Regions from separate parts of the Homo sapiens genome. Here all the other regions are linked to region 2. A link is a contact called in ENCODE Hi-C or POLR2A ChIA-PET data. All regions are on one chromosome and are shown on one strand. Each heading gives the region's core, a stretch centred on a gene start or an enhancer-like site at or near the end of the contact. The rest is flanking DNA. Distances are from core to core; before and after follow the strand shown. Region 1 has its middle 31 kb from the start of CHST15. Region 2 has its middle 29 kb from the start of OAT. Region 3 overlaps CHST15 (carbohydrate sulfotransferase 15).

Region 1 (3,678 bases), core at 1,174-3,673, 270 kb after region 2:
GAATTTTCTTCTGAGCCCCCTAGGTAAATTTTTTTCCTTGTTAAAGGCAGAAATCTAATGAATCTAAATCTTCTCATTGAGGATAATGTTCCCAGAGGCGACTGCTGTGCCTTAGCTATTCACTGACTTGCAGCTAGGATCAGATTTTCAAAAAAAGGTTAACATAAAATCTGACAATGTTTGCCCTGGGCTGGAACTGAAAGCTGAAGGGTATTAAGAAATACCTACTGTGTGGCAAGACACAATGGGTGCTGGGCCAAGGCGTGGAGAGGGGAGGGGAAGAGGGACGGGAAGACTCTGAGATACGATCAGCCCTCAGCGGCTCCCAGCTCAGTGTGGGAGGCACAGACTGGAGAGAAACAGTACAGAGATGGTTTGACGAATGAGCATATCAACCAGGACAAGTGTACAACCAGGAAAAGTTAGTGTACAACCAGGATTAGTCAGTGTACAACAAGGACAAGTTAGTGTACAACATGTGAACACCCTAACACTCCACCAATCTAGAAATCAGAATAAGCAAACCTGGACCTAGAATAAACTTGAGAAGTGGATCTGGGGCTGCAGAGAGAAGCCAAGTCGGGTTCTGCAAACCCTGGCATTTGACTGTGTGGGCAGAGCAGCTTCGGTCCTCCCTCATTATCTGTTCTTCTATGAAGGATTGAGTGGCAGCAGCAGCACCTCCATCCTCACCAACAGAGCCACCAACAGCAGCATGAACCAGAGAAAAGACCCACGGCGAGGCCCAGGGCTGAGAGCCTCACGCGCCACCTCCGATGGAGCAGGTGTCTTCATGTTAGCTCATGCCCCTAGTGGTGATCTTAAACTATCAAGAAAATTGCAGTCATCCTATTACGTGAGAATCCAAGAAATGCACAAAACATTTTATCAAGGTTTTTGATCAATGTGGTTGAATTTTAAAAACGTGTATCACTGGTCTGGGATAGTTGATTTCATTGGATGCACATTCTCCAACAATGCTGGCTGAAGTGCAAGTGTGTGTGTGTGTGATATGTGTGAGTGTATGTATGGTGTGCATTGGTGTATGTGTGAGTGTGTGTGGGTGTATGTGTGAGTGTGTGTTGGTGGATGTGTCAGTGTATGTGTGAATGTGCATGTGGGGGGAGGGGTTATATGTGTGAGTGTGTGTTGGTATGTGTGTGTGGGAGTGTGGGAGTGTGAGTGCGTGTGTGGGGGTTATATGTGTGAGTTTGTATGTTGGTGTATGTGTCAGTGTGTGGAGTGTATGTGTGACAGTATATGAGGGTGTATGTGTGAGTATATTGGTGTGTCAGTTTGTGGGGATGTGAGTGCATGTATGTGGGTGTGTTATATGTGTGAGTGTATGTGTGAGTGGATTTATGTGTATGCGGGTGTTGGTGTATGTCTCAGTGTGTGTGTGTTGGTGTGTCAGTGTGTTTGTGGGTGTGTGGGTGGGAGTGCATGTGTGGGGGAGGGGTTATATGTGTGAGTGTGTGTGTGTTGGTATATGTGTGTGTAGGAGTGTGAGTGCATGTGCGTGGGGGGTTATATATGAGTTTGTATGTTGGTGTGTGTGTGTGCATGTGTATGTTGGTGTATGTGTGTTTGTGAGTGTGTGTGTGTTGGTGCATGTGTGTGTTTGGGTATGTGTGTGTTGGAGTATGTTTGAGTTTGTGTGTGGGTGTATGTGAGTGTGTGTTGGAGTATGTGTGCGTTTGTGTGTGGGTGTATTGTGAATGTGTGTTGGTATATGTGTGAATTTGTGTGGGGATGTATGAGTGTGTTTGGGGGGCATGAGTGTGTGTGTGTAGGTGTATGACTGCATGTGGGGTGTGTGTGTGTGTGTGTGTGTATTTGCTGACTACTGAAGTGCCAAGGAGATGTCAACCATGGGCGTAAATAGTCAGGAAGGGTTTTAAAGAGAATGGGAATTTGCGATGACCTGAAAGGTGGGGAGAGTGCGTTGTAAGCAGGAAAGGCATAAACACGTGAACATACTGTTTTGACCTCCAAAATCAGTTAACAGTTTTCTCAAAATATTTTTGCATAACTTGGTTGCATCTAAGCCCTATCAACAAAAAGACATCGCCTTGGCAAACCTCCCAACAGGGCCATTGGAGGTTTAAGAATGCTACAAGGAACTTGTAGATGTAATTCCTGAACAGGGAGCTCTGTCATAGAATCTATGCAGTGCTAGGAGACCAGGTTATGGTTCCTTCTCTGCCCCTGCCTAGCTGTGTGACCTGGTACGATGATCTTTCTGGGTCTCATTTTCTGTAAAGTCTGTAAAATGAGGAAGTTTGTCTAGACACCAGAGGATCGTGATCAGAGTTTGTATCAGAACCACCTAGGATGCTTTTTCAAGATGTGCATGTCCAGACCATACACGAGATCTACTGAACCAGGACATCCGGGGTGGATCTCAGGGGACCTAAGATGTCAAAGAAGGTCCACACGTGATTTTAGTTGTGAGCCAAAGTTGGGATCCTATTGTGTTAGATAACACTGGCTCCTGTAACAAACAATGCCTCAAATCTCACTGTTCAACATGATCCAAGTTTGTTCTCATTCATGTGTCAATCCGTGCAAATGCACCAGCAGCCAGCCAGCTTCCAGGTGATGATCAGATGACCCTGCCTCCTCTGTCTTGTGTCTGTCATCTTCAGTGTCATCTTCAGCTACCTCCATGGTCTCAGTGGGGTCATCTCCATGCTGGTGAGCTGGAAGGGGAGAGAGTGTGGAACATACTATGTGGAAATGTGTCCATGGGCCAGGCCCAAAGTAGTGCACACCACCCCCACTTCTATCCCAGTCACCAGCCATTCCTACTGCACGGCTAGCTGCGGAGGGGGGTTGTCCACAGGAAGCAGGGAAATGGGTTAGGGTCACGGCTGTCAGTCTCTGCCACCAAACTAACATGAATAATTTTTTTCTTTTTGAGATGGAGTTTCGCTCTTGTTGCCCAGGCTAGAGTGCAATGGCATGATCTCGGCTCACTGCAACCTCCGCCTCCCGGGTTCAAGCGATTCTCCTGCCTCAGCTTCCCCAGTAGCTGGGATTACAGGCATGCACCACCACACCCGGCTAATTTTGTATTTTTTGGTAGAGTTGGGGTTTCTCCATGTTGGCCAGGCTGGTCTCGAAACCCCTGACCTCAGGTGATCTGCCCACCCCGGCCTCCCAAAGTGCTGGGATCATGGGTGTGAGTCACCGCACCGGGCCCATGAATAATTTCTAAGATTCTTTTTAGCTGCAAAGTTCTGGAATGTTTATCTTTTTGCTGCCACAGTCCTCACTAAGAACCTCTACAAAGAGCTAGTTTCTTTCCACCTCGCATTCGAGTGTTTATCTGTGTCATCATCCGCCCCAGATGGTGCTGTCCCTGAAGCAAGGGTTGCACCTTATTCATCATTGCTTCTGTTCCCCAAAGCACCTAGCGCAGTCTTTTGCACATATTATGAACATAATATTAACTGAGTGAGTGACTTAAATGCATGATTTAGAAAAAGTTCATTAGCCCAAGGAGGAAGGGCAGGAGGCCTGGTGTCTGCAGACACAGGATCCGTCACAGCGCTGTCTGGTACTCAACTCTAGAGCCCTCCTCAAGCCTTGGTTTCAGTAGAATTTGGCAGCAGCAGAACGGGCCTCATTAAGTTGTTGAAAGGATTAATGAGATAATGGTTGTGAAGTGCTGAG
Region 2 (3,966 bases), core at 1,043-3,542:
CTCAAGAGGCGGAGGTTGCAGTGAGCCGAGATTGTGCCATTGCGCTCTGGGCTGGGCAATAAGAGTGAAACACTGTCTCAAAAAAAAAAATAATATTGATGGCCAGACCTCACCTCAAATCAATTACATCAGCATCTCCTGGATGGGGCCTTGCACCTGGATATTAAATGCTCCTGGGGATTCTAATGTGCAGTCCTTGCAAAGTGGGTATTGAGTGTGAGGCAGGGTGTCATTCACCCAACCATGCTGGGGCACTGACGTCTACTGGTGAATAAGGCACACGATTCCTGGCATCAGCGGGCTTTTTAATAGGTACATTTATTTCAAAAATGTTTATTGAGTACCACTTGGCTGGTCCCGGAGGATAGACAGTGGTTCAAATAAATAGCATTTATTCAGCAGTCTGTGCCAGGCACTATTTCAAATGCCTTAAGTCTCACTCCAGGTATTATTACTTCCATTTACAGATGAGGAGACCAAGGCTCAGAAACACAAGCTTGCTTTAGGTCATTGAAATAGTGGTGATGCCCAAGAGCCTTGGATGGGCTGGACAAACCTTCTGAGGGAGCCAGTAGGTGGTCCTGGTGCCTCAGGGACTGGGGGCTTTGAGAACAGCTCCTCCCTTTGTCTCAAGAGCTTGGCCAAGAGGCCCCTGTGGCCTGTAAAAGCATTTCAATTTGTTTTGAACTTGGGGGATGGATTCTTAAAATACCAGCAGGAGGCATCAAAATGAATAATATATATCTAAAAGCAGCTTAGTCCATTTAGGAAAAAAAACTTTAAAATATATTTCAGGGCTCACTCCAGTGTTCCATGCATGTATAATGGCTCAGAGGAGGTTTATTAGCTCCCCAGCCTTTATTTTGATTAACTTGCAAATGAGATTTTTTCTCTATACATCAGCCTAGCCCTTCAAATTGTTAATGAGATATCTGAACTAAAATGGCTTTTATAATTTGCATCACAATACTTAAGAGCCCAGCAGATGATTGCTGCAAATAAGCCTTGTGTGGAATAGCCAAGCATGGCTCAAGGCAGGGTTCGGGAGGACCACCGACAGCTCAGGCTTGCACATCCATGGGGATGCAGGGTCTGGGGGCCTTTGATCTTGGTGGCTTTCTCCTAGGCCAGTCTCTGAGACCGGCAGTGAAGGGCAAGTGGGATCCACCAGCCCCTACTCTCTCCTGCCTTCCTTTTTATCACAACATCTCTTTAATTTATGGCCCCTGAGTGCCAAGCCGTGTACCTGTGAACAAATGGAGTAATTACTCCTGGGAGAAATAGAAAAACATGGATGCAGACCATACAGAAAGCTGCCGGCTTTCAGTGGGGTGACCTGGGAGTGATCACCGGGTGAGGGTGTCCTGCCAGTGTTCTAGGAATCCTGGAATCATGGAGGGTCTCCTGCCAGTGTTTTCATGTTACTGGAGGCTCAGAGAGCGGAAGGGACTTGTCCACCGGCTGCGCTCCCTGGGACAGAAACCTGGGGAGGCCTCCTGATGATGACGGGAGGCGGTGGCGTGGGTGGTTGCTGCGAGGCTCAGAGCTTCGGTTTTGCTTTTGCCTCTGACAACCAGGATGACCTCTGGCAACTCAATGCCTCTCTGTCCTTTATCGAATGAGGGGGTTGAATTAGGACAGAACAGTCACGGGTGGTTTCACAACAGGTGTATGTTCTGAGAAATGCGTCCTTTGGCGATTTTCTCGTTATGTGAACATCATGGCGTGTACTTACACAACCTAGATGGCACAGCCTGCTACGACACAATGCTAAGTATTTGCATAGCTAAACACAGAAAAGGCACAGTAAAAATATGGTATAATCTTTTGGGACCTCCGCCATATTAGAAGGGCATGACTGCCTGGTCTCTGGAGGTGGGGGTGAGGACTGACCAGGTGAGCCTGAGCCCCCATCCAGTGGGCACCGGGCTCAGGTGGGCGCGCGACGGGTCTTGGGAACTGACAGAGGAGCCAGGGTCTGAGGCCCCCGGCAGGTTTTATATAGAGATGGCCAGAAAAGCGCCCCCACGTCCTGTGAGGTTCCCATTCCCCCGTCTTGGGTTTTAAGATCCCCTTGAGACTTAGTTTCCCCCAAAGTCAGTTTCCCGAGAAAAGGAGGCCCCATTTCAGCAGAAAGGGGCTTCGAGCTCCAGGGAGAGGACGGGGGTGTGGCGAGTTGTCCCCTCCCCTCCAAGACTCAGCGCCCACGCGCAAGTCAATAACCCCAAGTCCGGGTCCTGGGGCTTTTGGCCGGAACTGCTCGCAGCCATAGGGCCCCACGCGCGTTGGGACGGCAGGGGGCGCTGCCCGCAAAGCGTTGCTTCCCGGCCGTCCTGCGAGCCCGCGAGATGCGCGTGCGCGAGGCCGGGGCTCGGGAGCTGGGGCGGGGCCGTGGGCGGGGCCAGGAGCCGCGCTGGGGACCGTGCCCTCCTCCGCCGAGGCCTGTAGGGCGCTCGCTCTTCGCTGGGCCGAGTCCCCCCGCGCGCTGCAGAGCAATACAGTTCTGTAAAAGTTTATTATTCTGACGTTGGAATATGCTCCTTGGAGACAATTCAGAACTTGCAGAAACCAGAGCCCCGCGGCCCCTCCCTGCGTAGACTGCGGGCGGCTGTCCCGGGCGTGGGCTGCGGCCCCGCGGGCCCATGCGTGTTCTGGGGACTCTGGGGCGCTGGTTCAGTCCCGCGTGTGTGGGAGTCACGTTCACCTCCTCAGTGCCAGGTGCTGTCCGCGCACCCGTCGGAGCGCCTCGGTTCACCGTGCAGAGGTGTGGGCTCCGGGGCAGGGAAGGGTCCACCCCACCTCCCGCGCTGCAGCGAGCTTGACAGGTGGTGATCCTGGACAGGCGCATCCGTTGGGCCGGGGGCAGGGGCGCTCTGACCCTGTGGGCAGGGCCTCCCGGGACTCTGCCCGGAGCTCCTGGCTGGGCTGTGCCCGGAGGGATCTGAGTGGTGGTCCTTGGGCCCTTGCGGGCCTCAGTTTTTGCCACTGTGCAATGGCCTTACTCATACCTGCCCTGGTGATTGGGGGACCGAAGTTGTGCAGGGGGTGGGAGGATGCGGGGCCTGGTCTCTGCCTGGCTGGGGCCCACCTTGATCCGTGTGGCCCTGCTGAGCCCTGTCCACTGGTCACTGAGATAGTGACGGTCCTGGGCTGGGCAGGAGTGGCAGGCCCTGGGTGTGTGGATGCCATAGGAGGAGAAAGAGCTTTTCCTCACCGTCCTAGGTTCCTGCCTGGGACTCATATAACAAGAGAATAACATACACATTTATTTAATATAATTTTTACCGGATGCAGGAGCCTTCATAAGGAAATGAAGACCCAAAGAAATGTGTAAACCTGTGTGTGTGTGTGTGTGTGTGTGTTTTTGAGACAGAGTTTCACTCTTGTTGCCCAGGCTGGAGTGCAATGGCAGGATCTTGGCTCACTGCAGCCTCCACCTCCTGGGTTCAAGCGTTTCTCCTGTCTCAGCCTCCCAGGTAGCTGGGATTACAGGCGCATGCCACCAGGCCCGGCCAATTTTTGTATTTTTAGTAGAGATGGGGTTTCATCATATTGGTCAGGCTGGTCTCGAACTCCTGACCTCAGGTGATCCGCCCACCTCGGCCTCCCAAAGTGCTGGGATTACAGGCGTGAGCCACCACACCCAGCCAAACCTGTGTTTTTTATGCTTGGTTTGATAAAAAAAGTGGATAGTCCTAGAAAAGTTTGATTGGATAAAAACGTCTGATGTAACGGTAATAGATGGAGGGACTTAGCCAGGCCTGCGTGTTCACAGTCTCCTCTATCCCTGTGTCTTCAGAGGTGAGGATGTTTCTTCTGGGTATAGGGAGACTAACACCTGAATGAGGGTTTTATGTCCTGCTTCAGGGGAGAAGGGAGGGTGGGAGGTGAAAACGACCTTTCTGTTTCTGCTGTTTCCTCAAATGCCAAGGTGCTGTATTTTGGGGTACCATGTCCTGAACCCCA
Region 3 (3,940 bases), core at 212-2,711, 350 kb after region 2:
GGGGCCACCTGGCGCACGCGCACGGGAAGCACTTCCGCCTGCGCTGCCTGCCGCACTTCTACATCATAGGGCAGCCCAAGTGCGGGACCACAGACCTCTATGACCGCCTGCGGCTGCACCCTGAGGTCAAGTTCTCCGCCATCAAGGAGCCACACTGGTGGACCCGGAAGCGCTTTGGTGAGTGCTGGGTCCCAGGGCTCCTGTCTGGTCTCGTTCCTTCATTCGTTCATTCCTCCCGCAACGTTAGCGCTGGGGTTGGGGGGCGAGGGCGGCAGAAAGAGATGGCACAATTCCCTTGTTAGGAGGCTGTTCCCAGGCAAAGACCCAGCAGGGTCTGGAACTCGGTTCCCAGCCATGCAGTGAGCATTGATTGCCAGCTGTGTGCAGGACACGGGGACGAGTCAGAACTGGCAGCTCTTCTTGTTCCGAAAGCCCGGGCACATGACCCGAGCAGTCAGCAGTAAGTGCCAGTGGCCAGTAAGGGCCAGCAAGAAGGGCGTGATCCGGGCTCTTGGCTCCCAGCTCTGTGCTATTCCCTGCTCTGTGCCGCTCCCAGCTCTGTGCCGCTCCCAAGCTCTGTGCCGCTCCCAAGCTCTGTGCCGTTTCCTGCTCTGTGCCGGTCCTCTGCTCTGTGCCGTTCCTCTGCTCTGTGCCGTTCCCTGCTCTGTGCCGCTCCCTGCTCTGTGTTGTTCCCCTGCTCTGTGCTGTTCCTTGGCTCTGTGCTGCTCCCTGCTCTGTGCTGCTCCCTGCTCTGTGCTGTTCCTCTGCTCTGTGCTGCTCCCTGCTCTGTGCTGCTCCCTGCTCTGTGCTGTTCCCCTGCTCTGTGCTGTTCCCCTGCTCTGTGCTGTTCCCCTGCTCTGTGCTGTTCCTCTGCTCTGTGCTGTTCTCAGCTATGTGCTGTTCCAGCTGCAGTCACTGCACCTGGGGGAGACTGAGTTGCTTCAGGCCTCAGCTTCTCTGACCTGCCCCATCTGCCTTATGGGTTCCATATGATAACCACATGGAGATCATTCTGGAGGCCTTGCTCTCAGCCCTTTGCCGCAGGCTTACCATGACCACTGCCCATCCCTCTCTGCTCCAGCTTAACCCCATGCACCCTGCGGTCCTCAGATCACTGTTTCCTCTCTGTAACCTTTTCCTTGTGCCAGGAGAGGTTTGGTCACTGGAGCTGAGGGGTGATACGTGCCTATTGTCAACCAGAGTCCTGGCAGGCCACGAGGGTGTTTTCCAGTAATGGACTCAGGTTGACTAGAAGGGAATCTTCAAAGTTTTCCCTAGACCAACTCTTAATGTGTTTCCTGACAAACGTTTGCTTTCATCCTTTTGATGTTCGTCCTACAGTGAGCTAAAGTGTAAATGTTTCTTTTGTGGTTTAGCAGCCGCCACTGTAGGAGCCAGGGTTTCACATCCCTATGCATTTGCTGGACGTGTCTGAACACACTCCCTTGCTGTAGGGTGCTCCCCCGAGGCTCACAGTGATTTCCCCTTAATGAAAACCAGCTTTCTACCGGCAGGAAAGGAGGAAGAACAGAGGCGGGCCTCTGGAATCTAGTCTTCAATGTCACCTTGAACCTCTTGTTACTTTGGCCACGGATGTTCTCTTTCCAATTTCCATTGACTTCAGGAGTTGTGGTGTTGGGAAGTGGATTTTTAAATGTTTGCAAGTGAAATTTATTTATTTTTCAGGCAGGGGGTGAATTTAAGCTGTATGTGGCCGATGCCAGAATCCATGTCTGTCTAGAGTATGATCAGTTCCCCTTACTGTTTGGACAAAGGGCAGGGTATTTGATTGAACAGGGGGAGGAGAGAGAACATCAGGCAGGTGCTGGCTGGGCCCCATGAGGAAGGCATCATGGAGTTTATAGGATACTGCCCTTCTCTCTCCTGTGGGCAGCCCTCGGTCCTCTCTCCCTGTTTGACACAACACATGCATCCTGGGTGTCATCGCTGCCCAGCCACTTACGAGTCCCACCTGTGCACAAGTTAACCAGCCCCAGACTTTGTCCCTCCAAGCAGACATGTTTCTAGCTCTTGAGTAGGTGTTCCAGCCTTTAATCTGCCACTGTCTAGCTTAGTGGTGGTATCTTCCAGCCCTTGAAGCATGCATGGATTGAAGTGGGTAGCCAGGCCGCATAGACCCCCACCCCCATCCCCAGCAGCCCTTTCTGAAGCTTACCTGGGCTGAGCCTCTTGCTGCTGTCGCCAGGCCCTTTAGGCCTTTCCATCTCTCTTTGGTTGCTGTCTGGGAGGCCATCGCTCCAGCAGTAGCAACTTTGTCCTCAGTATCTCCTGCTTCTTGGTTCTCATAGGAATCGTCCGCCTAAGAGATGGGCTGCGAGACCGCTATCCCGTGGAAGATTATCTGGACCTCTTTGACCTGGCCGCACACCAGATCCATCAAGGACTGCAGGCCAGCTCTGCAAAGGAGCAGAGCAAGATGAATACAATCATTATCGGTAAGGCGTCTGTGTCACTCTGGCAGGGCTAGCACCCTCCCTGGGGTCCTGGCTCTGGCTCCAGGCCTAGCCCAGCTCTGCTTCACCTCCAGAACATTTACATGGTGGCAGCAAACTTCTTTTGAGCCTCCACTTCTCCACCTGGCTGTCACTCTTACCACTACATAAAATGTTCACATCACTTGAACATTACTATAAAGTGGAAATGTTGACTTTCTAATTCTTTGGAGACTTAAGGACAGCTGATGGCTTTCTTGAGAAGTTGCCATTTCTTTGTTTTTAAGAAATTAAGCAGGGATATTGACTTCTTTTCCTGATGTACTGATCTGATAAGTTTGGATGGGGGAATTATAAGTGCAGTTAACTGGTTAGTCATCGATTTGCTGCTTGGGGCTTTTGTAATCCCTGGCCACTGGGACCATATAAGACGGAGGCAGCTTCTCCTGAAATAGACTCAGCTCTGACACATCGCCTATAACTAATTGCTGTTTAAAAAGCCTAGCCCCTGTCAACCTCATGCCTTTGGGCATTCAAAGTGAGGTTGATTAATAATAATTTGTTTTAAATATTCACAAGAATATTTTATAAGTAAACATACATATTTACTCTTTAAAATTTATTTTTTATTGTATAATTTAAGGTGTACAGCATACTGTGATGTTTCGATGGAAATAGAGACAGTGAAATGATTGCTACAGTAAAGCAAATTAACATAGCCATGTTTTTTTCACAGTTACCTTTGTGTGTGGGGAGGGGGGCGTGTGTGTGGTAAAAGCACCTGAAATATACTGTCTTGGAAAATTTCCAGCATGCAATACAGGATTAATAGGATTAATAACTACAGTGCACATGCTCTACCTTAGATCTCTAGACTTGTTATTTGCCTGACATAATTCTTTTTATTGGATTCAGCTTAGAAGGCGTTTATCCACTGATGCCTTCTAAAAGAGAAATTGAGTCACGTTTTGCTTAAATTGTTTACCTTAGATAGTGATCTATTTTTTAATTTTCCTAGATCTGTTATATTTGCAATCTCCAAATTAAATAAATCTATTAGCAACTAAGAGGAATTATAATCAGCCCTTCGAAAGATGACTTTTTAACTTAAGACTCTCCTGTCCAAGGGGACAGACTTATGTGCCTAAGTCCTGACTTAACTCTTTTTTTTCTTTTAAACTCAAAGAAATTAAGTCACTGGGAGTCACCTCCAGTATGATTTGGCTGTTATCTAGTTTTTTGCAAACTTGGGAGTCCAAACTCCCCAAATCTCAAGTCTGACTTACATTTCATTGTGACTCCTATACCATATGCCTCTGGGAAAATCACATGTTCTTATGAAAGAGATGAAAATATGTATTCTCCGGCCAGGAAACAGAGACTAAGATAATGAATGAAAAAGGAAAGCCTCAGTTTGGTCTCCTAATTTTGCTTGCTCCAAGATTTTAAAAAGAATGAAAAATAAAATCACTGTGCTGATATTTACT

Evidence for each region. A loop is a pair of places that touch in the nucleus more often than their neighbours do. ChIA-PET counts read pairs that join two places held with the same protein, here RNA polymerase II (POLR2A). Pooled maps may share reads with other maps.
Region 1: a loop to region 2 is called in a map of sciatic nerve, with 2.5 times the contacts of the local background. The contact joins two enhancer-like sites. A Hi-C loop is called at or near these places in 3 of 168 maps with a recorded cell type or tissue (GM12878, endothelial cell of umbilical vein and sciatic nerve), 1 of 37 single-sample maps with no recorded cell type and 7 of 50 pooled maps.
Region 3: a pooled map shows a loop between it and region 2 (3-fold over the local background). The contact joins two enhancer-like sites. A Hi-C loop is called at or near these places in 3 of 37 single-sample maps with no recorded cell type and 6 of 50 pooled maps. POLR2A ChIA-PET finds 5 or more read pairs at or near these places in 3 of 52 experiments (B cell, H1 and activated B cell).

The regions. Positions count from the first base shown.
Region 1 is chr10:124,122,961-124,126,638 of GRCh38, reverse strand. No RefSeq gene overlaps it. Among named protein-coding and RNA genes, the nearest start is that of CHST15, 31 kb to the right of the region's middle. Within about 2 kb of position 2,423, at least 2 of the 41 ENCODE cell types and tissues checked have a DNase peak (open chromatin) inside an H3K27ac peak, as active enhancers do.
Region 2 is chr10:124,387,742-124,391,707 of GRCh38, reverse strand. No RefSeq gene overlaps it. Among named protein-coding and RNA genes, the nearest start is that of OAT, 29 kb to the left of the region's middle. RefSeq lists a silencer at 2,202-2,491. Within about 2 kb of position 2,292, at least 7 of the 41 ENCODE cell types and tissues checked have a DNase peak (open chromatin) inside an H3K27ac peak, as active enhancers do.
Region 3 is chr10:124,040,817-124,044,756 of GRCh38, reverse strand. It overlaps CHST15 (carbohydrate sulfotransferase 15), which reads left to right. Exons shown (of 8, transcript NM_001270764.2): 3 at 1-177; 4 at 2,310-2,456. Among named protein-coding and RNA genes, the nearest start is that of CHST15, 51 kb to the left of the region's middle. RefSeq lists an enhancer at 1,283-1,522. Within about 2 kb of position 1,461, at least 5 of the 41 ENCODE cell types and tissues checked have a DNase peak (open chromatin) inside an H3K27ac peak, as active enhancers do.